Regions from separate parts of the Mus musculus genome. Here regions 1 and 2 are each linked to region 3. The links are chromatin loops, found by intact Hi-C in ENCODE. Cell type or tissue: left cerebral cortex. All regions are shown on one strand.

The links. Hi-C counts contacts between places; a loop is a spot of excess contacts. Peaks named below come from ENCODE experiments on the same cell type or tissue, not always from the same donor. Only the 100,000 strongest peaks of a DNase experiment are listed, where the experiment ranks them.
Region 1: it touches region 3 in a loop (2.7-fold over the local background); 10 of 42 quality-filtered maps call a loop at or near these places.
Region 2: a loop joins it to region 3, with 7 times the contacts of the local background. A loop is called at or near these places in 22 of 42 quality-filtered maps.

The regions. Positions count from the first base shown.
Region 1 is chr8:68,244,134-68,252,133 of GRCm38, reverse strand. No RefSeq gene overlaps it. Among named protein-coding and RNA genes, the nearest start is that of Sh2d4a, 28 kb to the left of the region's middle. In left cerebral cortex, no CTCF peak of the experiment used is centred here; DNase peaks (open chromatin) are centred at 4,090 and 4,464; H3K27ac peaks cover 265 bases.
Region 2 is chr8:67,981,953-67,989,952 of GRCm38, reverse strand. All of the region lies in intron 4 of Gm15991 (a long non-coding RNA gene), which reads right to left. It also overlaps a transcript of Psd3 not described here. Among named protein-coding and RNA genes, the nearest start is that of Psd3, 11 kb to the right of the region's middle. In left cerebral cortex, a CTCF peak has its summit at 3,251 (motif pointing left); a DNase peak (open chromatin) is centred at 3,267.
Region 3 is chr8:68,732,751-68,740,750 of GRCm38, reverse strand. Csgalnact1 (chondroitin sulfate N-acetylgalactosaminyltransferase 1) reads left to right here and starts at 5,605. Exons shown (of 10, transcript NM_172753.5): 1 at 5,605-5,725. In left cerebral cortex, a CTCF peak has its summit at 4,972; DNase peaks (open chromatin) are centred at 4,985, 5,559, 6,269 and 6,477; H3K4me3 peaks cover 2,241 bases; H3K27ac peaks cover 1,399 bases.

The sequences.
Region 1 (8,000 bases), 490 kb after region 3:
ATACCTTATGGTTATGTAGTTTGGTGTTCTTGTGGAACTCCCAACAGTGAGACAGAGAGAGAGAGAGAGAGAGAGGGAGAGAGAGAGAGAGAGAGAGAGAGAGAGAGAGAGTTAGTTTGTGTGTGGTGGGGGGTATCTCTAACTCTTTTTTCCTGCTCTTGGGCTGCTTTTCCTCTTACTGGGTTATCTCATCCACCCAGGATATAAAGATTTGTGTCCAGTTTTATTGTATCTTGTTAGGCCTTATTTTGTGGTTATCCCTGAGTGACCCGGGTTTGTTTGTTTGTTTGTTTGTTTGTTTTAAGCAGTGGAGGAGTTGATCTTGGGGAGAAGGGAGGTGGGGGAAGAGACTAAAAGAAGTAGAGGGAAGTGAAACTTCTTTCAGGATATAATATATGACAGAATAATAAAAGTTTTTTAAAAATCCAGGTTGTAACTTATCATTATGGGAAAGTCAAGGCAGATACGTAAAGGTTCATATCCACAGTAAAGAAGAAAGAGGTGCATGGATCCTTTTTTGTTTGTTACTCAGCTAGCTTTCTCTGCATTTACAAAGTTCAGGGATCAGCCCATGAAATGGTGCCACCCACAATAGGCTGGGTATTCTTACATCATTAACAAACAAGACAATTCCCTGCAGACATGCCATAGGCCAACCCAGTTGTCTTACTTAGGGTTTCTTCTGTACAATGAAACACCATGACCAAAAAGCAAGTTGGGGAGGAAAGGATTACACTTCCATATTGCTGCTCCTTATTGAACAGAACAGAACAGAACAGAACAGAACAGAACAGAACAGAACAGAACAGAACAGAACAGAACAGAAATACAGACAGGGTAGGAGTTGATGTAAAAGCAAGCCATGGAGAAGTGTTGCTTATTGGCTTGCTCAGCCTGCTTCCTTATTCCCGGGACTATAGCCCAGAGATGGTACCACCCAAAATGGTCTGGACACTCCCGCCATGGTTACTAATTGAGAAAATGCTGGATCTCTTGGAGATACTTCTTCAACTGAGGCAATCCTTCCTCTCTGATGACTCGAGGTGTGTCAAGTTGACATACAAAACCAGTCAGTACATCAATGTGTATAATTCCTCATTGAGATTCTTTCTCCCAGCTGACTTTAGGTTATTTTATATCAACAATTAAAGTTAATCTTCACAATATTTTTGTGTATTTTATTATTCTTACCAAGAGGGTAGTTACTATTCCAATCTACATTGTATTCTTGCTCCCGAACCTTAATGGAGCTATCGGTTTAGAGCTTGCCCTTTGGAATGGGATTAAGGACTACAAACGCAGGTTTATAAAGAAATGGGACTATACACACTTGTATTCCTAGCACTTGAGAGGCTGAAGCAGAGGACACTATGTGGGTTCAAAGACAGCCTGAACTAAATGGTCTTCTTGAGTTCAAGGGCAGTCTGGACTCTATGATAGGCTCAAATCCAACAGAATGAGACTCTGAGTCAAAAATAAAAATCTTTTAAAACCAGGCAGTCCTGAGTTTTGATAAGCCAAAGCATCCAGAAGCAATTATTTTAGATTCTCAAATTCCTATGTTAAAAATCTACTTTTGAAGCATAAGCTGACAATATTATTATATATATTCACTGACGTACTTCCTACACATTAGTCTTCTATGTTTATCTTTCCAAGAGACACTGTGAGGTCATGTGGTGGGATTATATTGTTTTCTTCACAAGTCTTCCACGTGGGCACATCAGAAATTCAGTTCTCTTAGATAGTATTGGATATAATCAAGTAGAGTAGCCGAGACTGTGTTGGACCATTGTGTATGTGTTGACTTAGTTAGTTACTGTGCATAAGTTTTTGGTTGAATTGTAAATCTGAGATGTTCAAATATTAAGACTAATTTAAGAGTATCCTGGAAATAAAGCCTTATTCCCTTCTATGTGTGCTTTTCACAAGAGAGTATAACACCGGATATTTTAAATGGTAATGTGTATGGTCTCCCATACAAACAAGCTCATAAAAACTTTTGATTAACCATGTGTTCTATATTTTCAAGTGTGTATGCTTAGCTTACTTATATGATTTTTTGCTGATATTCATTGAGTATATTTGATGCGAAGAAAGACAAGCTATAGAAGAATTTGATTAATTTTGGCATTTGTTTGAAGGCTACCTTCTTTTGTATTATTTCTTCATTTGTAAGTTAACATGGTGTTCAGGAAAAATGTTTCTGGTGTCTAAGGTACAACTCAGTGGTAGAGAACTTTCTAGCAAGTGTATGATGCTGGGACTGATCCTCAGCACAGAAAAATGAAAGTGAAAAAGATAGTGATTCTGTCAGTATTCTCTTTAAATACTCAGAAATGGCCTTCATATTTCTATATTATAAATCTTCGGTTCAGTGATAAATCCACATATTCTTTTAAAAAAATAAAATAAAGTTTTGTTTGTAAATGTTTATAATAATGTAAAACTGTATTTTATATGTGTTCAATAAAAGGGCAATATCTCAGCACTTACAAAAGAGGGCAGGAAGGAAAGAAGAAAGAAATGAAATTGCAAATAAAATCCAACTCTTTCAGCTGATGTACCACAGATCACCTTCCATTATTAACCCCAGACCATAGGTTAATTCTTGAGTGTTTGTATGGTGAAATTCATACAGACATCAATCATTAGTACCTAATTACCAGGACTGATTGCTGAGGGGAGAACAAGTTCAAGGGCCATAAGGCAGCATGTGTTCCATAAAGCTTTCAAAATAGGCAACAAGGTGGCTCATCTTCATTGTTGTCTTGGTTAAGGTTTCATTGCTGTGAAGAGACATCATGACCAAGGCAATAGTTACAAAACAAAACAAAACAAACAAACAAAAAACATTTAATTTGGGGCTGGCTTACAGTGTCAGAAGTTCCGTCTACTATCATCATGGCAAGAAGCATGGAAGCTTGCATGCAGATGCTGTGCTGGAGGAGGTACAGCTAAGAGTTCTACATCTTGATCCACAGGCAACATAAGGAGACTGTCTGCCTCACTGGGCATAACTTGAGCATTATATATAAGACCTCAAAATCCACCTTCCAAGTGACACACTTCCTCCAACAAGGCCACACCTACCCCACTAAGGCCACATCCCCTAGTAGTGCCACTCCCTGTGGGCCAAGCATTCAAGCTTAAGTCTATGGGGACCATATCTATTCAAACCATCGCAACTGTCAACTTGTATAGAGTTAGAATCATTTAAGCCAGCAGATCGCAGCCTGTAAGTCATGACCCCCTGGGGGTTGTGTATTAGATATTTACATTATGATTCATAACAGTAACAAAATTACAGCTATGAAGTATCAACTAAATAGTTTTATGGTTGGAGGTCACCACACATGAGGAAATGCATTAAAGGGTTGCAGTATTAGGAAGGTTGAGAACCACTGATCTAGGTGAATGGTGAGGTAGTTTAGTTACATTATGAGTGTGCTAAGGAAAGGTCAGGGCATTTCCAGAGATGATTAATTATGGGAGGAAGATTCATCTTAAATGTTGGTGGTACCATCCTGTGGGCCGGGGCCCAGACAAGTTAAAGGTGAATATAACAAAAGCTGGTAGAACATCAATATCCCGTTTTTCCCACTTCCCTAACAGTGTGGACTTTTCCTCAGACACGTACTTCTACCTTCATAATGTTCTATCTAAATGCACATAGCCAAGCTACTATGGGCTGAACCCTCTGAAACAGTAAGCCAGAAATCATTTTTTTCCTGCCTTAAAATTTTTCCTGTCAAACAGTTGGATCACAGTGATGCGAAAATAATGAAGACAAAGCGTGAGACAGGACATAGAGAGCTGAAGAGAAGTCCAGGTTTGTGGTAAGGATAGCATTCCCCACAACACATACACATGAGGATATGGATACAAAGGAATGAAGAGAAATAGGAAAGAAGCAGATAAAAGGAGAGAGGAGAGGACAGACACTGCCAAATGCCTAAGAAAGTTACTCTGGGCACACCATCTGGAGGCCTTTTAACTTCAAATGAACAGCTGAAAGTATGTCTGCATTTGAAAGCCAGCCATTGAGACTAATGTTAGCTAGTGGCTAGAAAAGAGGAACATACTTACAAGGAAGCTAGAATGTTGTAGCTTCCAAAAAAGAAAGCGCAAAACCACAACTTGGAAGCCCCCAACGACCAGCAGAATGTAGGTTTTCATTCTAGGATTGGGCTTTTTATAAGATTCAAAATTGCCAAGGTCCTTTCCTCTCTCCAAAACTGGGTCTGGGAGCTTAAATTGTCCAGTACTGGGGAAAGGCATTCGACTAGCTCAGGTGAGGTCAAAGGCTCACACCTCCATTAATCACTATGACTGTGTAGGCTGCATCTTAGAATATAAACATAATGAATGCTCTTGGGCTCACCCTGTGCTATGAACGTTAAGTGGAACTAAAATGTGGTAGGTTCCAGAAAAAGGCAAACAGCTGAAAGCCGGATGCAGTGCCAGGAAATTTAATTCTACGTTAACTTTTACCTAAAATAGTGTAGCTCACAAGAGTATTTATGTAAGTATGTGAAATTGATGTGTTTAATGCTAAAATTAAAGCTGAGTGAATTTGATCAGAAAATGGTGCTTCCAGGCAAGAAGCTTTGAATGGGGATTTAAAGAACTTGGGGAGGACAGGCACAGCTGTTTCAGACTGGAGGAAGAACATGTACAAAGGTTAAAGGGTAGGGGTTGAGAGGAGTTGGCAGAGGGGGTGGACATGGTCAAAATACGTTGTCTGAAAAAATTTTTAATTAGAATAAGAAGCCCAATGTGAACAAGCCTCTCTGAGCAAGAACAACCATTTTGCCTGGCTTGTCCAATAAACTAAGCTTGGAGATTAAAGAGCTAATGAGTCAGACAAGAGGTGAGATATTTGTCACAGGCATACAGATGTTAAACAGCCTGGAAGAGAGGGGTGCAGAGGATAATTCTGTTCCCTCTCCCCACAGAAAAGGGGATTCCCCAGGGGAAAACCTCCAATGTCACAACACGCTGAAGATTTTCTATGACTTCAAGAAGTCCGGAGTTCCCTCTGTCACCACTGCCATGGCTACAGTGAAATTTCCCTTCTTGTCCCTTCTTAGAATTGGGAACAAAACACCTATGGAAGGAGTTACAGAGACAAAGTTTGGAGCTGAGACGAAAGGATGGACCATCTAGAGACTGCCATACCCGGGGATCCATCCCATAATCAGCCACCAAATGCAGACACCATTGCATACACCAGCAAGATTTTGCTGAAAGGACCCTGATATAGCTGTCTCTTATGAGGCTATGCCAGGGCCTGGCAAACACAGAAGTGGATGCTCACAGTCAGCTATTGGATGGATCACAGGGCCCCCAATGGAGGAGCTAGAGAAAGTACCCAAGGAGTTAAAGGGAACTGCAACCCTATAGGTGGAACAACAATATGAACTAACCAGTACCCCCCAGAGCTCGTGTCTCTAGCTGCATATATCAGAAGATGGCCTAGTTGGCCATCATTGGGAAGAGAGGCCCCTTGGTCTTGCAAACTTTATATGCCTCAGTATGGGGGAACGCCAGGGCCAAGAAGTGGGAGTAGGTGGGTAGGGGAGTGGGGGGGGGTCTGGGGGACTTTTGGGATAGCATTTGAAATGTAAATGAAGAAAATACCTAATTAAAAAAATAAATTAAAAAAAGAAAGAAAGAAAAAAACCTTAAAAGTTAGGAATATTTTGCTCATCGGACACAAGACACAGGAACGTAATCTGAAGGAACATAACTACCAGACCCAAAATACTTGATTAAGTGGCTAGGTGTGGACCACCCAATATGATGGCTTAAATTAATTGAAATTTACCAAAATTTAAATTCCAGAGTCAGTCAGCCAGAGACAGTCCAGTGGTTGGGACAGAGCCCAAAGCCATTTCTTCAGCCTCATCTTTCTCCCTGTTCCCCTAGTCCCTACCCATCACCCCCTCCCTCAATCCAGGTTCTGTCAACATCCCACCATCCCACTCAGGATGAGAATAACAACCCGGCAGTGCCTAGATGGCTTTGGTTAAGTGATCACCTTCCCCCATCTTCCCCCCTCCCACTGCCACCTCCCCACCTCTAGCCCCTGTGACTTGGAGGCCAACAGTGGGGAGTAACCAAACCAGCCCAGTCAGTCAACAGGTTCTCCAGTGCAGGACTGAGGATTAAAAAGAAAAAAGACAATTAGACAGCATTGTAGCATGACCCCAGCCAGTTCTGTGTTGGAAGCACGTTTATTTTTTCCCAATCTGATTTTAATACCATTTTAATTGCATGCAAATAATAAGGTCAAACAGTAAAATAAACACAAATAGTCAAGGAACACGAAAGGCAATAAACAAGGCCCCATGATCACTGTCATGATCACTGTTTCTAAGGGCTTATCAGAATGACCACGATATCTGAACCTACTTCTCTGTCCTAGCCCAAAGTCAGATTCTTGCCGGAAACCTACCTCTTTCTTGAAGCCTAAAATTAGATTCCTGCCTGAGCTTACTTCCTTGTCCTTGGTCAATGTCAGATTCCTGCTAAGTGGCCCCCCAAAGCTCTCCACAGAGGAGGAGAAATGCTGGTTACAGCCCAGACGATGCATTCAGGTTGATTCCAGCAATCAAGAGGCTGAGACAGGTGGATCTCTGTGACTTTAAAACAAACCTGATTCACATACTGAGTTCCAGACCAGCCAGGGCTACATAAGTAAAACACTTTCAAAACACAGTTTAAATGAGACACACAGGACCCCAACTGCCACCACACAATGCAGTGTGGGAAAAATAAGACATCCAGAAACATGGCCACTACATTGCCTTACCCAGAAACCTGCCCTCCACTGGATGGCATGGGTGGGCCATACACCTAGAGGCACACCCAGAGGCACAGGCAGAGGAGGTCACATGGTCCATCTAGAGCCAGACCCACTATAAAGAGAAATGGAACTAGAGAGTCAAGGGGAGAGAGAAATTACCTGGTATGTGTAGCCAGCCTGGCCACCCAAGGCCATGGTGAAGTCCCAGCCTTTGCTGCACTGAGGGCCATGTCTGTGTCCTCAGACCTGTCATGGATATGCAGCAGTAAGAGTCACTGTGTCAATGTCTATGGCTCATAATACCATGGGGATGTCCCTGGTCTGTACTGCTGCCTAGGACTATGTACATGTCCAAGGGTTATGCAAAACTGTCCCTGCCCCTCACTGGCCATAGCATTCTGGAGAGCTGACCCCATTTCTCACCTGTGATAGTGGGCCCTCCACCTGGCCTAGGCAGCACAGTGAAGCTGGCCTTGGTGGCAGGGGCACTGGTAAACCAGCACTGAAAGTATGAGCGTGGGAGAGCCAACCCTGCTACTCATTTGTTGTATGGTGCCATGGGTACAGAGGTGATGCCCCCACTACCACCTCAAGCAGTTGGAAGAGCTGGCCCCAGGGTCTCAAGAGTGGGAGAGCTGGCCCCACCACTGTCTTCCTTCAGGTAGAGTGGGTGTGGGGGTGATGCCTTCCCTTCTTTTGCACCTCATCATCTTCAATAGTCAGAAGAGCTGACCTTGAGGTCATGAGAGCAGGAGAGCTAGCTCTGCTCCTCATTGGCTGTAGCCGTCATTAGAGCAGGCCCTAAACCTCGACTGGCCATCCTAATGGAACTGGCCCTGATAGCAAAGCCACAGGTGAGCCAGCCCTGAGGATGTGAGAGCCTAAGAGTGGGAGAGCTGGCCCATCCCCCTCATCAGCTGCAGCACTTGAGAGAGTTGGGCCCCTACCTTAGCTGGGCAGCACAAAGGAGCTGGCTCTGGAGTCATGTGTGCAGATGAGATGGCCCTGAAGGCACGGGAGCAGGGGAGTAGCCTCTGCTTCCTGCCAATGATGGCACTGGGTAGTCTAGACAGAGTAGTGCTGGAGAGCTTGTGATGGTGGTATGGATTGGGAGAGCTGGCAAGCTGACCAGATCAGTTACCACCCAGGCCCAGATCCAGGGCTTTGAATTAGCCTACCCCAAAATGTA
Region 2 (8,000 bases), 750 kb after region 3:
GTATATGGTTTGGTTGGAGTAGCAGACACGTACTATGATGGTTCTAACGATATGATTCCTATTGGAATAAAAGTAGGGACATATGGCAACCTACTGAAGGCACATAATCAGTTAGGCTGGAAAAGGAGAGTACCCAGACAGTGGCAGAAGCTGTTTGGAGACAGTCTCTGCAGAGGACAAAGGAGAAGGACTTGGGGCAGATGCTGAAACATGCTAACATATGTTCTTACTGATTGAAAATGAGGTTCTTTGTTTACTGGTCTTAGAAGAGCAGTATGAAGTCAGTGCAGGTAAGCTGAGAAGAGAAGTCTGGGGAATGTCTGTTCCCAAACGTGTTCATGGCGACAGATTGCAAGAAGTATTAATTCTGGGGGCTGCTCAGCCAAAACACCTTTAAAGTATGCTTAGGACATGCCAGTTTGTCCTTCTATGTTCTCTCTTTCTTCTTTCTGTTCTCAAGAATGTACTAGGGCTTACGCAAGCATACCAGTGGTGGGGAATTCTCAGATGGCAGATCAACAGGCTCAAAGTAACCAGGATCATTTAAGTTCTGAATCATCTGTCTAATTTGCATAGAAAATATTTTGATTAGGCCAGTGTGCGTGTGCCTCTGTGTGTGTGTGCATGCCTGTGAGTTGTGTTCATGTGGGACGTGCATTTGGCATAGTAGTTGAGTCAGAGGACAACTCTGTGGAGTTTGTTTTTTTCCCACTTTTATGTGGATTCTGAGAGCAAATTTAGGTCATCAGGCTTGTGTGACCTGTGTCTTTACCCCATAGGTCATCTTGCTGGTCCTTGACTTTTGAAACATTCTACATGTGAGATCATACAATATTGTTGTTTTGTTCTTGTCTTATTTTACTTAGCAAAATGTTCTTCATATTTATTCAATTGCAAATAGCAGGATTTTGCTTTTTGATGTATCATATTTCATTATGTACATATATATCTCACTTTCCCCCTCGACTTAAGTCTCCAGATATCAGTATCTTGGGTATTTTGAATAACTGTGTGAAAACTTTGGGTGTTTGGGTGTTGTTTAATTAACTGGCTGTCCTTGGGCTGTGTACTTGGATTAGCGGATCACATGTTCATCCCATTTCTATGTTTGTAGGAGTCTCCATTCTCTTTTTCATAACGTCTTACACTTCTAGCAGCAATGTACAGAGGACCTATTTTTCCCTGCATCCTCTCCAACACATCTTTGCCTCTTTCGTAATAGTCTTTCTAGCAGGTATGAGGCGGTGTCTCCTAGGGGTTTAACTCCCCCGCTCCCAAATTATGAGTCTCTCAGTTACTTTGTTTTTGCTGTGATGAGGCACAGTGACCTGGGCATCCTACAGAAGGAAGGGTTTATTTGGAGTTTGCTTATGGTTTCAGGTGGGACGAGTCCATGATCATCCTGGCACGGTAGCTTGGCAGCAGGCAGACAGGCATGGTGTAGCTATAGCTGAGGGCGTTATCCTGATGCAGAGGCACGAGCAAGGGAGAGACACATTGGAAATTGTGTGGAGTTTTGAAACCTCCAAGCCTGCGATGAAGCACCTCCTCCAGTAAGGCCCCTAAGCCTTCCCAAATGTTGCCAGCAGCTGGGAAGCAAATAATCAAACATGAGCTTACTGGGGCCATTCTCATTCAAACCACAGCTAGTGATGCGAAACATAGTCTCCTGTGCAGTTGGCTAAGTCTGTCCTCCCCTAAGCTATTGAGACATGTCTGTTCAGAGGCTGCCCGTTAAAAAAGCCGTTGCTTGTTTTCTTGGTATTGAATTATTTAAGTTATATTTACTTATCAGATGTTCGCTTCACAAATATTTTCTCCTATTATGTAGGTTGTCTCTTTATTCTGTTGACCGTTTCCTTTGCTGCACAGCAGTTGAGTTTGTTTCTCAGATGGATGTGGTCCTGATTTTTTCTTGAAATTCTTTTTGAGATTTTTATATATGACTGCTGTATTTAATTAATTTTTTTATGCCTTCATCTCCGTCTTTCAGTTCCTTCTGAGTCCCCAAATTCCCTTTCATTTTCATGACCTCTTTTCTCTTAATTAGTATTGTTACATACATATATACATATATGTATATATTCATATGTATATAGAAACGCAGTGTGCTGAGCTCATTTGTTGGCCCCTTCACTCGTGGTGTGTGTGTGTGTGTGTGAGTGAATGTGTGTGAGGGCTGGTTATTTGGGATTGGATTATCAGGGGCTTGTCTCTGAGTCTCTTAAGAAGGCCTCTCTCCCTTGCTCATGTCTTTGCAGCCTTTTTTTTTCTTTGCCTGTGCTTTTGGTGTTTCACACAAGAAAAATAAATAGCCAGTATCAGTGTCAAGAAGCAATTTTCCTTATGCCGTTCTCTAGTTGTTTTATAGTTTTGGCTATTTAAGACAGTTTATTTGCTTGGGTTGATCCAAAATATTTTTTTAAATAATAATAGACTGTTAAATGAGTTATGATATGTTTGCTGCCTCCTTTAAAGACCTGGAATATAATGTAAATCACCCTGGCCACTGACACCTTGGCACTCTACTTTGGGCCTTTGTCACTAGGACAGGATGATAACCATCTCTTTCAAGGTAAAATGTTGGGTATATGTTGGAGTGGTTTTTTGTTGTTGTTGTTTGTTTGTTTGTTTTGTTGTTGTTTGTCATTTTGTTTTGTTTTTGTTTTACAGACAGGGTTTCAGTGTGCACCCCTGGCAAATACGGTATTGGTTATATCGACCAGGATGTCCCGAGACTCACAGGGATCTCCCTGGCTCTGGTTTCTAAGTGCTTGCATTCAAGGCATGCACAATCACACCTGGCTACTTATAGGGGTTTTATTCATTGTTGGGAGATAATTTAAGTAGGGCCATCATAAAGTGGCTTGAAGTTTGGTGGGGCAGTAGGGTTCTGGGTAGCCAGTGGTCACCACTTCCTTTGCCTGTTCACAGCAGATCACAGGTGAGGATGGCGCTTGTGGTGGGGACTGAAGCAGTCCTGGGCGGAGTGGAAAACCACATGAGGAGTCTTCAGTTCCTTCTGGGGTCATCTTTGATCTAGAGGCATGTGAGGCCTAGTGCTTGTGAGCAGTGGATGGTGAGGTTGTGAGGTTGTGAGGACGTTGTAATCTGATTAAAGAGACTTAATAGAAACATTTTAGATTTTCCTTCGAACCTGAGAAATCTTTCCCCTGAAAATCTTTAGGAAGGAGTTTATTTCTGTTCATGCTGAGTACTCTTTAATAGTTAGACAACACTGCCCCCTGGTGGACAGAGTCTGCGATGCTTTCAGTGGCACTTCCCCAGCTGTGAGGCACCATTTCAGTTTCTTGCTGGCAGCTTTCTCCCACTTAGATCTGAGATGAGGGTGGGGTGTGGAGGGAGACAGAGTGAGCATCTTTGTGTTCTGTTTAAGTTAACTTGGAGGTTTAGGAAATTTCCATTCATTCCTTAGTCTCATTAGGACATCATGGAATAAAGGTTTAAAATTTTCTTTTTCTTTTTTTTTTCTCTTTCTTTTTTTTTTTTTTAATTAGGTATTTTCCTCGTTTACATTTTCAATGCTATCCCAAAGGTCCCCCATACCCACCCCCACAATCCCCTACCCACCCACTCCCCCTTTTTGGCCCTGGCGTTCCCCTGTACTGGGGCATATAAAGTTTGCAAGTCCAATGGGCCTCTCTTTGCAGTGATGGCCGACTAGGCCATCTTTTGATACATATGCAGCTAAAGACAAGAGCTCCCGGGTACTGGTTAGTTCATATTGTTGTTCCACCTATAGGGTTGCAGTTCCCTTTAGCTCCTTGGGTAATTTCTCTAGCTCCTCCATTGGGGGCCGTGTGACCCATCCAATAGCTGACTGTGATCATCCACTTCTGTGTTTGCTAGGCCCCGGCATAGTCTCACAAGAGACAGCTATATCTGGGTCCTTTCAGCGAAATCTTGCTAGTGTATGCAATGGTGTCAGCATTTGGAAGCTGATTATGGGATGGATCCCTGCATATGGCAATCACTAGATGGTCCATCCTTTCATCACAGCTCCAAATTTTGTCTCTGTAACTCCTTCTATGGGTGTTTTGTTCCCATTTCTAAGAAAGGATAAAGTGTCCACACTTTGGTCTTCGTTCTTCTTGAATTTCATGCATTTGGCAAGTTGTATCTTATATCTTGGGTATCCTAAGTTTCTGGGCTATTATCCACTTATCAGTGAGTACATATTGTGCGAGTTCCTTTGTGATTGGGTTACTTCACTCAGGATGATACCCTCCAGGTCCATCCATTTGCCTAGGAATTTCATAAATTCATTTTTTTAAATAGCTGAGTAGTATTCCATTGTGTAAATGTACCACATTTTCTGTATCCATTCCTCTGTTGAGGAAAATACTCAGATTTAAAAGGTGAGAGACATGAATGATCTCTCCTAAGTGAGCTAAGATGAACTAAGATGGTGTGAAACAAGAACTGGAGTGTTACTGGCATTCTCTACTGTAAGTCTTTGAAAAGCTTCTGAAGAAACACAAATTGACGTAGAAATAGATTCTGTGGAAGTTTCTCAACCGGTACTTGTTAACTGATATATTTTTGTGTGTGTTTGTGTATATATGTGTGTGTGTGTAAAATTTTGGGGTCCAGCCTGATTTCTCTGTCCCAATTAATTACTGACCTTTGTTTACATCCATATTTGTGCATCTGTAATCTATATATCTAAACATTAATCTGTGACATACACCTTATAATTCTAAATATCTATACATTTATTTCTACCTATCTGTAATGTACACATCACCTATACAGTAATCTTTGACATGCATCTTATAATTCTACATGTCTATACATTGATCTGTGATGTACATCTTTATCATTCTAAAGCTATAAAATGCTATCTGGGAATCTAGGAAGCAAAGGTCACACCTCCATCTTCTGCACGATTAGACTAAAATGTGCCCAGCTGTAAAGCTTCTGTCAGGGACTCTGGTACCTTGCACAGGGCTCTTCAGCCCTCAGGATGAGCTGATACGGTTCTTCCTCGGATGAGGTCACTCAGACTTAACCCTGGCTAAGTCACTACCTCAGGTCACACGGCATCTACGTTACTATCTCACTTCATTTAGCATCTGCGTCATGCTGTTGGCATGGCTGTGCAAATGTGAATTTAGGAGCTGAGTTTTCTCACCAAGTCCTGTAGCCTTCCAGAAAAGCACAGCTTAAAACAGTTCTCTAACTCAAGGTTCTGTGTCTCCTGGAGCGTTGGGGAACGAGGCTAGAGTGGAAGTTCCTGCTTCCGTCCCCAGGGAGCCAGAACTACCTTCTATCTGATTTGCTTACTGAACTTCTACACTAAATACCATGTGAAGGAACTTAGTTTTTTAACCTGTTAAGATAAAGCCAAAAACCTTTCGGATATTGACATATAGCAGTATGTGTGGTATCCCCTCTTATTTTTCTTTTGGAAGGGGAAGTATATGTGTATAGCCCAAAGCATTGGATTATTTAGTACAGATTACTTTCAGTTATTAGCATTCTAGAGCGGATGACAGGGCTATTAAAGGGGAAAACAAAGTCTTCATGGGACATTCTTTTCTTAAGGGCCAAGACCTGGGTGTTCTTTGTCCCTTATACTTGGAACACCCATCCCTCCACTTTTCCTTGTATAACTTTCAGAACTCCAAGTTAGAAGCTATGGTTTCAACTTGCAGTGCTGCCAAATTGGAAATTTCTTGAAAACGAATACAAAATAACTAGGAAGCAAGTATTGACGCTCATTGTACTCACTACTAAATAAGCTCTGTCTTTGTTATTGTTATTCCTGTGCTAGTCAGAGACTGAGGTACCTAGACATTTATTAAGCTGATGGTATTAATGAGACTATGGCCATAAAATTTTACTATATGAGGAACTTGGCATTATATTATTCATAAATATTTCTGTTGCCTAAAATGGAACCTTGAGATTTGATAGAAGTAGCACATTGCAAAACAAAACAAAATACCTTGGGTGGCTTCTTTTTTTTTTTTTTTCCCTTAAGGCTGACATTGCTGTGTAACTCAGGCTGGTCTTAAGGTCACTGTAAAGTTCAGGCTTGCCTTAAACTCATCATGATTCTGCTTTAGTTTTCCAAGTACTGACATTCCATGTGTGTGAGTAGGAAAAATCAGCTTAGTGTTTACCTTTCTGATGGTGGGTGGCTAATTATTTCAAATTTGGGCCTTTTAGTTATCCTTGGAAGAACTGCCCTGGTGAATTTTGAGTCAATCATAGTTAAATAGAATTAAACATTGAGGTGTTGTTTTAAATTTTTAATTAAAGGAAAATGAGACTTTTTAAATGTGGCGACATGTTTTCCACAGTTTGTTGGGAACTGAAATACGTAGTTTGGATTCCTATATGTGTCTAGTTTAAAAGAAAAGAAGGACCAATTAGTTATTAAATAAAGATACTAGGGCTGGAGAGATGGCTCAGTGGTTAAGAGCACTGACTGCTCTTCTGGAGGCCATGAATACAATTCCCAGCAACCACATGGTAGCTCACAACCATCTGTAATGGATTCTGATACCCTCTGCTGGTGTGTCTGTGGACAGTTACAGTGTACTCATATACATGAAATAAATGAATAAATAAATCTAAAAACAGATCTAGGGATGAGCTATCTTCTGAGGATGATAGGGATGATCAGGGAAACCCCTAAGGGCCCTGAAATGATACAAGTTGTATCAGGGCCTGCTGCTGTCAGTTGCCCACCAGAACCAGAAGCTAGGATACCATTGCCAAAGATACTGCATACTTGGTTTCAGAACAGAAAAATCAGGTTGGAAACGAGCTGGAAGCTTCTCTGTTGCCTATATTTTGTGGTCCCTGAAGGAAGGTGCTATTCAGTTTGCTAGGGGGTCGGGTGGGGTGGGGTTGTCATCAGTAGTCTTCCTTAGCTGTGGACCCTGAGTGCTACACTCTCAGCACTGGACTTGTGGAGAGGCACAACACTGACATGATTGTTAGAGAGTAGACAACAACTTTCTAGTTGGATTTGTGGCTTTCTAAATAGCAGGGAATTGACATCTCAGACTGAAGTCAAACTCTGAAGTCAAAAACCTGTGGCTGAGGAAGTCATAGGCCCGAAGGGGGAACTTACTGAATGGACTTGTCAAACTGCCTTCTAAGTATTTATCGTCATGTCCATAGATGAGTGATGCTGAAAGCCTTGGTCACTATAGCTTCTCTTTTGAAGTGGGTGGCAGTTTCTGCAGGAACCCATAACTAAGAACAAATAACTGCTCAGCCTTAACTGGGTAGTGTTCATCATCCCCTCCAAGGGAACAACACAGAAGAGGCAGAAAAAAAAATATAGCTAGAGGACGGAGAGGGATCCCGGGGGCTGCTGTCTTTTGAGCATGGCAAGGACGCCCTCTTGAACGCTCAGTATCTGTGATTGCCTGCATAAGGTCTACTGGCAGCTCAAGGTTGATGCAGGAAGCGGGGAGGGGAATTCTTTAGTGGTGTAGGCACTTATAAGTTGTCCGTGCTCCTATCTAGAGACTTACTGTTAAAGTTATTGGGTTGGGAACAGAAAGGGGATCAGTGAATCAGGAGGGGACTAAACAGGCATGGCAGGGGATGAACATAACCGAAATATGTTCAATGCTTGTATGAAAATGTCATCTGTTGTTATGTATAGGTAATACATGGCTATGAAAATAACAACAAAAGGAAAGGATCTTCAACACACTCAATTTCTACAAGTATGTTGGGTCTGCTGCCTATCCCTCACTGCTAAATCTTGGCTCACAAGAAGCTAGTAAATTAACAAACAAGGCCACATTCATAGGGACTATTTTGTTGCATGTTGTTTTACATGCTACCCTCCTTTAGCTCCAGAAGGTGACCGTGCTACCAGGCCCCACTGGGATTCCCTTGACTCTTCGGATAAAAGACACAGACATACAGTTGCTCAACCACAACTTGCCCTCTGGCACAATTGCTGGGTGCTACCATCTCCTGCTTGGGAAAGCATGCCCTTACTAATT
Region 3 (8,000 bases):
ATGAGTCATGTGTGTCTTCTTGGAGACCGTCTCCCTGGTTTATCTGCCTGCTTGCCTTGCCAGGTCCCTCCCAAAGGCTACTTCTCAGAGGAACCTATCAAACTTCGGGTAATTCAGGGAAAGGCTTTCTTTTCTCTCCATGTAGCCTAGGTTGTCTTGAAACACATTCTGTAGACCAGGCTGGCCTCTCTAACTCAGAGATCTGCCTGCCTCTGCTTCTCAAGTGCATGCTTAAAGATTAAAGGTGCATGCCTCCACACCCGGCTTTCTCTGAAATTTTAAATACTAGCTTCAGATTTTTCCACTAGATGCCAGGTTCCTCAGTGAGGACTATGCTCAGTCGCTTGTGTTATTCCCACAGTGGCACACAGTAACTGCTTCACTTGCTGTGGGTGACTAAGTAATGACTTGACTAATGCATTTCCTGCTAAGTGTGTCTCTTGAAGCCAGGGAGGCAGTCTGAGGTCCTTGGGCTGTGAGTGGCTAGACAAGGTGAATCATCCATCCCCTATATCACAGACTAAGACAAACAAGAAAACCAGCAGCGGATGGCCTTTGCTGCCAGTGGTCAGGACCATGTTCTCAGCTTGACCTCTCTGTCTTTGTCATCTGGGGCAGCAGCTCACTTGTTGCTTTCCTGAGGCAGTTTTTTCTTGAGGGGTTATTGATTCTGAATGGCCTTGCTCTTCCTGTCGCTGAGCAGTTTCCTCTGTTTAGTGCAGACATATCCTACAGTAGTGCTCCTAATATCCTTGAACACTCCTCCAAACATTCTACTGTTGACAGTCAGTAATAAAGAGTCTTACAATAATGTGTGTTATTGAAACATATTTTATTAATGGACAGCTTACTACAGTGTATCTCTAGGCCAGTGGAAGGGTACAGAGTGAAGGCATGAAAGCAGGACAGGGGTTTTATAATATTGACCTAAATAATAAATGATCTAAGATGATGATAATGGTTGGAAAGATGATAATAACTTCAAATAAGCCTATCCACCACCAGTTTAAAACAAATTAGAGCTGAAGCTAAAGTTAGAGGAACCTGTTTGTGCCCTTTAGAGATATGAGTTATCAAAGAGAAAATAATATTTAATATTTGAAAATGAGAGTTAATGAGATGGCTCAGCAGGTAAGGGCACCCACCACTAAACTTGATGACCTAATTTTGATCCCCAGGACCCACCGAGTACAATGAGAGAGTGATTCTATCGGATTGTACCCTGATCTCCATATGAGCACTGTGGCTCACATGCACACACATGTACTCCAAACAAATATAAATGCAACAAAAATTAAAAGGAAATAGTTAGCATGCTCACAAAATAACTTAAGATGTAATATGAAATGTAGAAGAAAAAAAAGGGAAGAAAATGAGTGTTACTAGTCATGATTAAAGGCCTTGGGTGAGTGAGATTTCTGAACACTGGTGAGCAAATGTAACTACCTTGGCAAGGAAAGCCCCTGCTCTGAGCATCCCATGCGTGTGCTTGCTTGTCTGGGTTTGTGTCACATGGATGCAGGCAGATGTGAACTGAAGGATGCAGGCAGATGTGAACTGCTTCCTGGCGTTCTACTCATCTTGTTTTTTTTTTTTTTTTTGAATGACCTTCTGCAACTTTTTCGTGTTTTCCAAAGTGAGAGGCCATGCAGTGCACAGGGATAGGGTGAAAGAGCCACCTTTAAAGCAAGGGGTGTGCCAGCTTTTATTTGAGGTCTTACCTACACTGACAGAAGTGTCACCCCAAAGAATGGCTCCGGTCTGTCATATGGAGAAAAGAGCAGTTTGGGAGGGGGTATTTCTGTCTTTCAAGCCTCCGGGATTGAGCTAGAAAGAAAAGCATGAATCATGTACATTTTATGTAAATACTGTAAAACAACCGATTCATTAATTGGGGGAGGGGTGCTGGGAACCAAGCCTTGCGCATACTGGGTAAGTACACTCCCTGTAACCTGCCTTCCAGTCCTGGCTTATTGTTAATTTTTAAAGTTAGCATCTTACTGTATAACTCAGGCTGGCCTTGAACTTGTTAGATAGCCCAGGATGGCTTCAAAGTCAAGATCCTTTGACTCTACCTTGCCCATGTCCAGCCAAAATAATGGTTTTTGTGGTTCATGCATTTAAAGATCTGACTATGGAGACATCCCAAAGAACTTTAAGTGTCTCCCATTCAGACAACAGTTATTAGTTCAGCCCATACTGTATTTGAGTTATAAAACTTTCCCTAAGAATCTACTTATTTGGTTCAAACATTATTTACTTTATTCATTTTACATGAAAATTTATTTAGAATTCTATTTCATAGTTCCAAGGTTTTAAAAAGTGGACTGCATAGAATATAATTAGACCCTATCTTAATGACTTCCGCCTACAACAGTACTAACTGGCTAATCTCTAATCTCTGAACAGAAAACGCCTTACATCTAATGACCCGCCGCTGACTACACAGCACATTTCTGTGATCTGAGAATCAGATAACCCTGATTAGTGGAACTGATTTGAAGGGAGAGTCAACACAACTTCAGTGGAGCTCTCAAAAGAAAAGCAATTGAGCTTTAATGAATGAGTTTCACAACTGCTATATCTCCTGGATGGCTTGGATCAAGTTTCTCAAGGACCCTGGTGATCTGAGACATGTGATCTAGGATTATATGAAGTAGTTCTGTACTCAGCATTTAACAGCTCTGCAGTATCTATTTAAGCAGGTGATTAGCACACCAAAGCCAGGTGTGAGCTTTAGGCTCACATGCTTACACTTGGGCTGAGGAAGGAGGATTGTCACAAGTTTGAGGCCACTCTGGGCTATGTAGTGAGGTTCAAGCCAGTCTGGACACAGACAGACAGACAGACAGACAGACAGACACACTCTCTCTCTCTCTTTCTCTCTCTCTCTCTCACACACACACAGGTCTAATACGCACACCTGCCTTTTATAAACACAAAAGCTTTCTACTTTAAGTCACACTGCTGTTGTCCATTCACTTCTTTCGAAACCTGTTTATGTGTCTCCTTACTGTTCCCACATTGGCAGTATGACAATAACATATCTTTAGTATGTCCTTGAAAATTCAAACAGCATAATTTAATTTCTAAATCATGCTTATGAAATATATTTTAACTCTATAACATTTCAGGTACAAGCTAAAATCCAAGTAGTAAATTTTTCCTTTTTGGTAGTAAATCTTAGAAACTGGTTTTAGCGAGGCTAGGTTTATGTCTATAATCCTAGTTCCCAGGAGGCCACACAAAATGTCTTCTCTTTTTGTTCCTTTTTAATTTTTTCATCCAACGCTGACCTTTACATTCATTACAGTGAATGTCTGTAATCATAGCACTCAGGAGCCCAAGGCAGGAGGATCATAGGTTGAAAGTGGTTCTTGGCTACCATGAGTTTGACATCATCCTGGACTCATGAGACTGAGTCTCTAAATAATAAAACAGAAACTACATCTAGGCTTAGTGTTCTGCCCAGCCTTTCTGGTCCTTGGCTCTAGGGCATGCATGGAAATCCATCTTTCTGCTAGTTTCACTGTTCAGTTTTGTCGGGGGCTGCCTCTCCTGATGATGGAGATAAAATGTCCACATGACAGAACTCTGTAAGAGAACTTCCTGAGCAGATAATCCACTGTAAATTTCTCTCTTGTTCACCCAGGAAAAGGTATCTTCTCTTAATGATGCTGTTACTTAGTTTAATTGCGTTATCACTTTCTCAATTCAATTATTTTTCATATACTATTGAAGCTATTAAAAACAGAAGGACACCGGTCCCGGAAAACTGGCTTTCAATTGGCATGCAGTGACACACTGGCATATGCGTTGGTATCTCCTGCAATACCCCAGAGCCAATATCCAAGTGGGAGACGTTCGAAAGTGGTGACCTGATGCACCTCCACATGCTAAACACCCATAAAGGAACCACAGTCGACCCTTAAGTGGTCCCCTTCTTTATTCTATTTAGAGTAATAGAGATTATTGTATCTATAAATGTGGGAAGCCACATGTGCCGTTGCAGAGTGGCGCTGGCTACTGCTGGCCACCATGCATAAGTTTGGACAAACAACCAATGTGTACATATGCAGTAAAGTTTTTTGCCAAGATACTGCCTGGCCCGGGCATGATAATGAGGTTTTGAGAGTATAGCCAATCAGATGTGAGACATGCAAATGAGGTATGATAATGAGACTCTGTGAGGTACTAAGAGAGAGTAACCAATCAGATGAGGAACATGCAAATGAGGTATAGTGCATAACCAATCTGGGTGTGAGACACGCCTCTCCTAGGCCTATATAAGCAGCACAAGTTCTGGGCTTGGGGTCTCTTTGCTTCTGCAATCAAGCTCTCCCAATAAACGTGTGCAGAAGGATCCTGTTGCAGCGTCATTCTTGCTGGTTGAGTCGGGCGCACGCAAGATATAAAGTATGTTCTCTATCTTTCACATAGCCTGCAGGGCATGTCTGTGCTGGGGCCATGGCATACTCAGAATTTCTAGCCCATTTTTCCAAACTAAAACCTATGTATAACTTTATTACATGATTCTGGAGACACCATTGAGTAAAGAGATGAGAGCTACTTCAGTAGGTGAAAGCAATCAGAACTAGAAGAACCTATCAGTAGATGAAGACAGGAATGCTTTAGTGGCAGTTAGGACAAAAGCTCTGAAGAAGTTGCCCGACTACCTACTAAGTGTGAAATCAAAAAACCCTGACTTCCACCTAGTGACGTCCATCTGCAAATGGAAATTGCCATATGATTGCCTTTTGAGGATGCTAGGAGCTAATCTGTGAGAAATAACTGATGTCCACATATGTACGTGCATATCTATGCAGTGTTAACTCTTTGTTATCTTCCTATCATGCAGTACTTTGATGCAGCTAGAAAAATTACACTGTATGTTTTGTGATTTGGCAAACACGGATTCTTCTATTTTTCCACGAATCTCAGCTGAGTTGATGTAGGGATGTGGCCGCTAGAGGTCCTTACAGACATCGCTTAGCCACAGTTGGGGCTGAAGGGTTAAAGGGGTTTCTGATCTTTTGTAAATAAAAGCTTCTTACTGAAGGCCTTATTACTACAACTCAGGGCACCCAAAACAGTGACTATCTTATTAATTCTCTCAAGTAGAGTGTAAGAAGTTTTGGAGGCAAGCCATTAGGACAGTCCTAGCAGCGCAAATGCCTCGGGGATGAGTTGGGGAGTGGGGACGAACTTGTAGGATAGATGCCCCCTCTCTGTTGGGGCGCAACTTCCAACAGTGCCCTAGTCTCTATCGCCAACTTCTCTGATGTTGGTGATCAATCACACTTGAAGTCTCTACGGTACAGGAGACCCTGCTCTCCACTCATGCTCCCTGCAGTGACAGTCTCTCAACCAGGGCACCCTGCTCTGCTCGGACCTGGAGCGGGGACGCACTGCAGACTGGCCCTGGAGGAATTAGATGACTGCAGCCATACACGACCCCAGCCCTGAGGCCCACGCTACCCCCACCTCTCAGCTCTCGGCTCCTCGGGCTCCCACTCGGAGGCCGGCGCTGTGCTTGGCCGCTGTTCAGCCCGCGCTCCCCGCTTTCCCCCTCCCCCTACTGCTCCGGGTCCCTGGAGGCTCAGCGGCTGTTGGAACTGGAGGTGGAGCCGAGCCCAGGGCCGCCTCGCAGGAGGGAAAGTTCAGCGGCAGCAGGGGAGCAGCGTAGCCGAGGGATCCGGCTCCGCTGTCTGCAGTGTTGCCTGGGGTAAGTCGGGGTCCCTACCCTGAGGGCTGGACGGGTGTGGCCCGCTATGTGCGGGCGTGTCGCTGCCGTTTTCCAGTCCGCGCCACTGCCCCCGACCTCGACCTCAGGGTGGCTCTCTGTCAGCCGGGAGGACGCCTGCACCGCTGGCTTCCAGAGACCACTGCTGTCCTAGGGCTGAGGACTCCGGAATCACTGCCCTCTGTAGCCCTTGCGAGGCGCGTGGAGGGATCGGTGTCTCTAGGTGGACGCGCGAGGGTCCCGTGCCGCACCCCACGGCCAGCTCAGCTTCTTCAGCGGTAATTGAGCCCCCAGCTGTTGGCTTACTCTCCAGAAACCCCACTTCAAAGTAGCCTTGGCATATGTGCGGGTGCCTCTAGTTTGCTGTTTTTGGATTGTATTTGCTGTGATGAAGAGGGTGGCCCGTGGGCAGCACGCTCCCCTGCATTGTGCCGCCGCGATGGTGACTCTCTGGATCCCAAGGGTCTTCACATCTGCATGTGACTGCATGCAGTTGTATGTGCCAGGGGCGGGGAGAAGCTCTTCCAGGGAATGGTCTAGGGGTGCAGTGGGGCATTCCGAGGGCTGGAGGAAAAGGAAAGCTGTGCTGGGCGAAGGCAAAGTTGTTTGTTTCCGCCACACTTCCTGCACCTGTACCCCTGTCGTCAGTGATTCTGAAGTTATGGAGGAAAAGACGTTAACACTATTGTACATATCCTCAGTGGACGCTAAAAATGAAGTAGTAATGAATGATCGGATGGCTGTATTTTGCAAAATCCATTTTTTATTCAGATTGCAACGACTTGGCACAGTTTTGACTTAAATGTCATTAAAGACAACTAACTACGATTCTATATTTATAAAGAATTTAAATATCTAGTAAACCCTAGCAATTCCACGGGGTTTATTGGATTGTGTTGACACTTTTTGTTCAAGAGAGCTCCAATTATTATGGTCCTTGAGCATTAATAAACTATGGGTTCTGCTGCGTGGAGAGAAGTCTAACAAACTTGGAAACAGAAGTGTAAGGCAGAGAGTAACTGGTTCTCTAGGCATAAAAGGTCACCTGAACACACAGAAGAGGGATTGCTGTAACAGAGGGATTATGTGTTGAGCTTCCAGAAAATATGAGATGGGCAATTCCCATTGTAGGAACCTAATACATATATGATCACTCCTCTGCATTGAATCAACTACCTAATGGATGTGTCCAATGTGCTTCACTAGGGTGAGCTCAGGAAGTGAGCTTCGTAGGGTGAAGAACAGCTATTAAAACAGCCTAAGACAAAATCATGAACGTACTTAAAGCACTGAGGTTTTCTTGTGTGATTAGTGTCTGAATAATTAGCACGGTGTAATTGTCAAGCTTGAACTTTGCAGATTGGGACACACCTGCTGTCACTCCAAATTACGAGATATTACTTTAATTTCTCTCCATCTTCTTGTCTCAGATCTCCTATATCTAGTTGCAAGCCATATTAGCGAGCTTCAAAGAAAAAAAATATCCATTGTTTAGATTCACCCATTTACATCATTGTGAGATTGTGTTTGCTGTTTCGGAGAACTGGCATCCAAGAGGTTCATCCTACTTTTTAGCTGCATGACCCAGGGCCAGTCACATATTAAATGGTTTCAAGATTCTTCATTTGATAACAATACTTGACAGAGTGAAATAACATTCTTTTCTAAGCACCCAGAGATACAGTAGACCCCTCCCAAATGCTATCCTTTGCCTCTCTTAAATACTTTTAGATATGCTTTGACACTTAAAGCATTAACAATAATAATTCCTTCTTTTATGTGATCTTTTGCTTGTTGATTCATGCTCCATCTATGCATCCATCCATGAGGTCATTACCACTGAAGACCATCGGATTTCCTGTATAATATTCCCTGCTTGGATGTTGGCTCTCTCGAGAATGGTAGTAGGCAGTGCTTCATGGGTTTCTTTGGGTTGAGAATCCATCATCAGGATTAGGGATGATGAAGTGGACTTCCCAGTCTCCCTGTTTCCCAGCTCTGTGCTAAATAAGATGATGCCACACCCAAAGAAGAAACAGTAAGCTGTGAGTGGCTGTTGCCTTTCTTGCTTACCCTGTGCCATTCAATGGCAAGCAGCAAGGACTTCCTACACCTTTACTGATTTGAAGCTTACAGTGCAATGAAGTTATTCTTCAGCTCACATCCTTCTTCGTGTACTCCTGATGAAGGGACCTTGGGACTGTAAATTATAGCCCTACCATATATTAAGGCTAACAGAGGTACTAAAGAGGCTGAG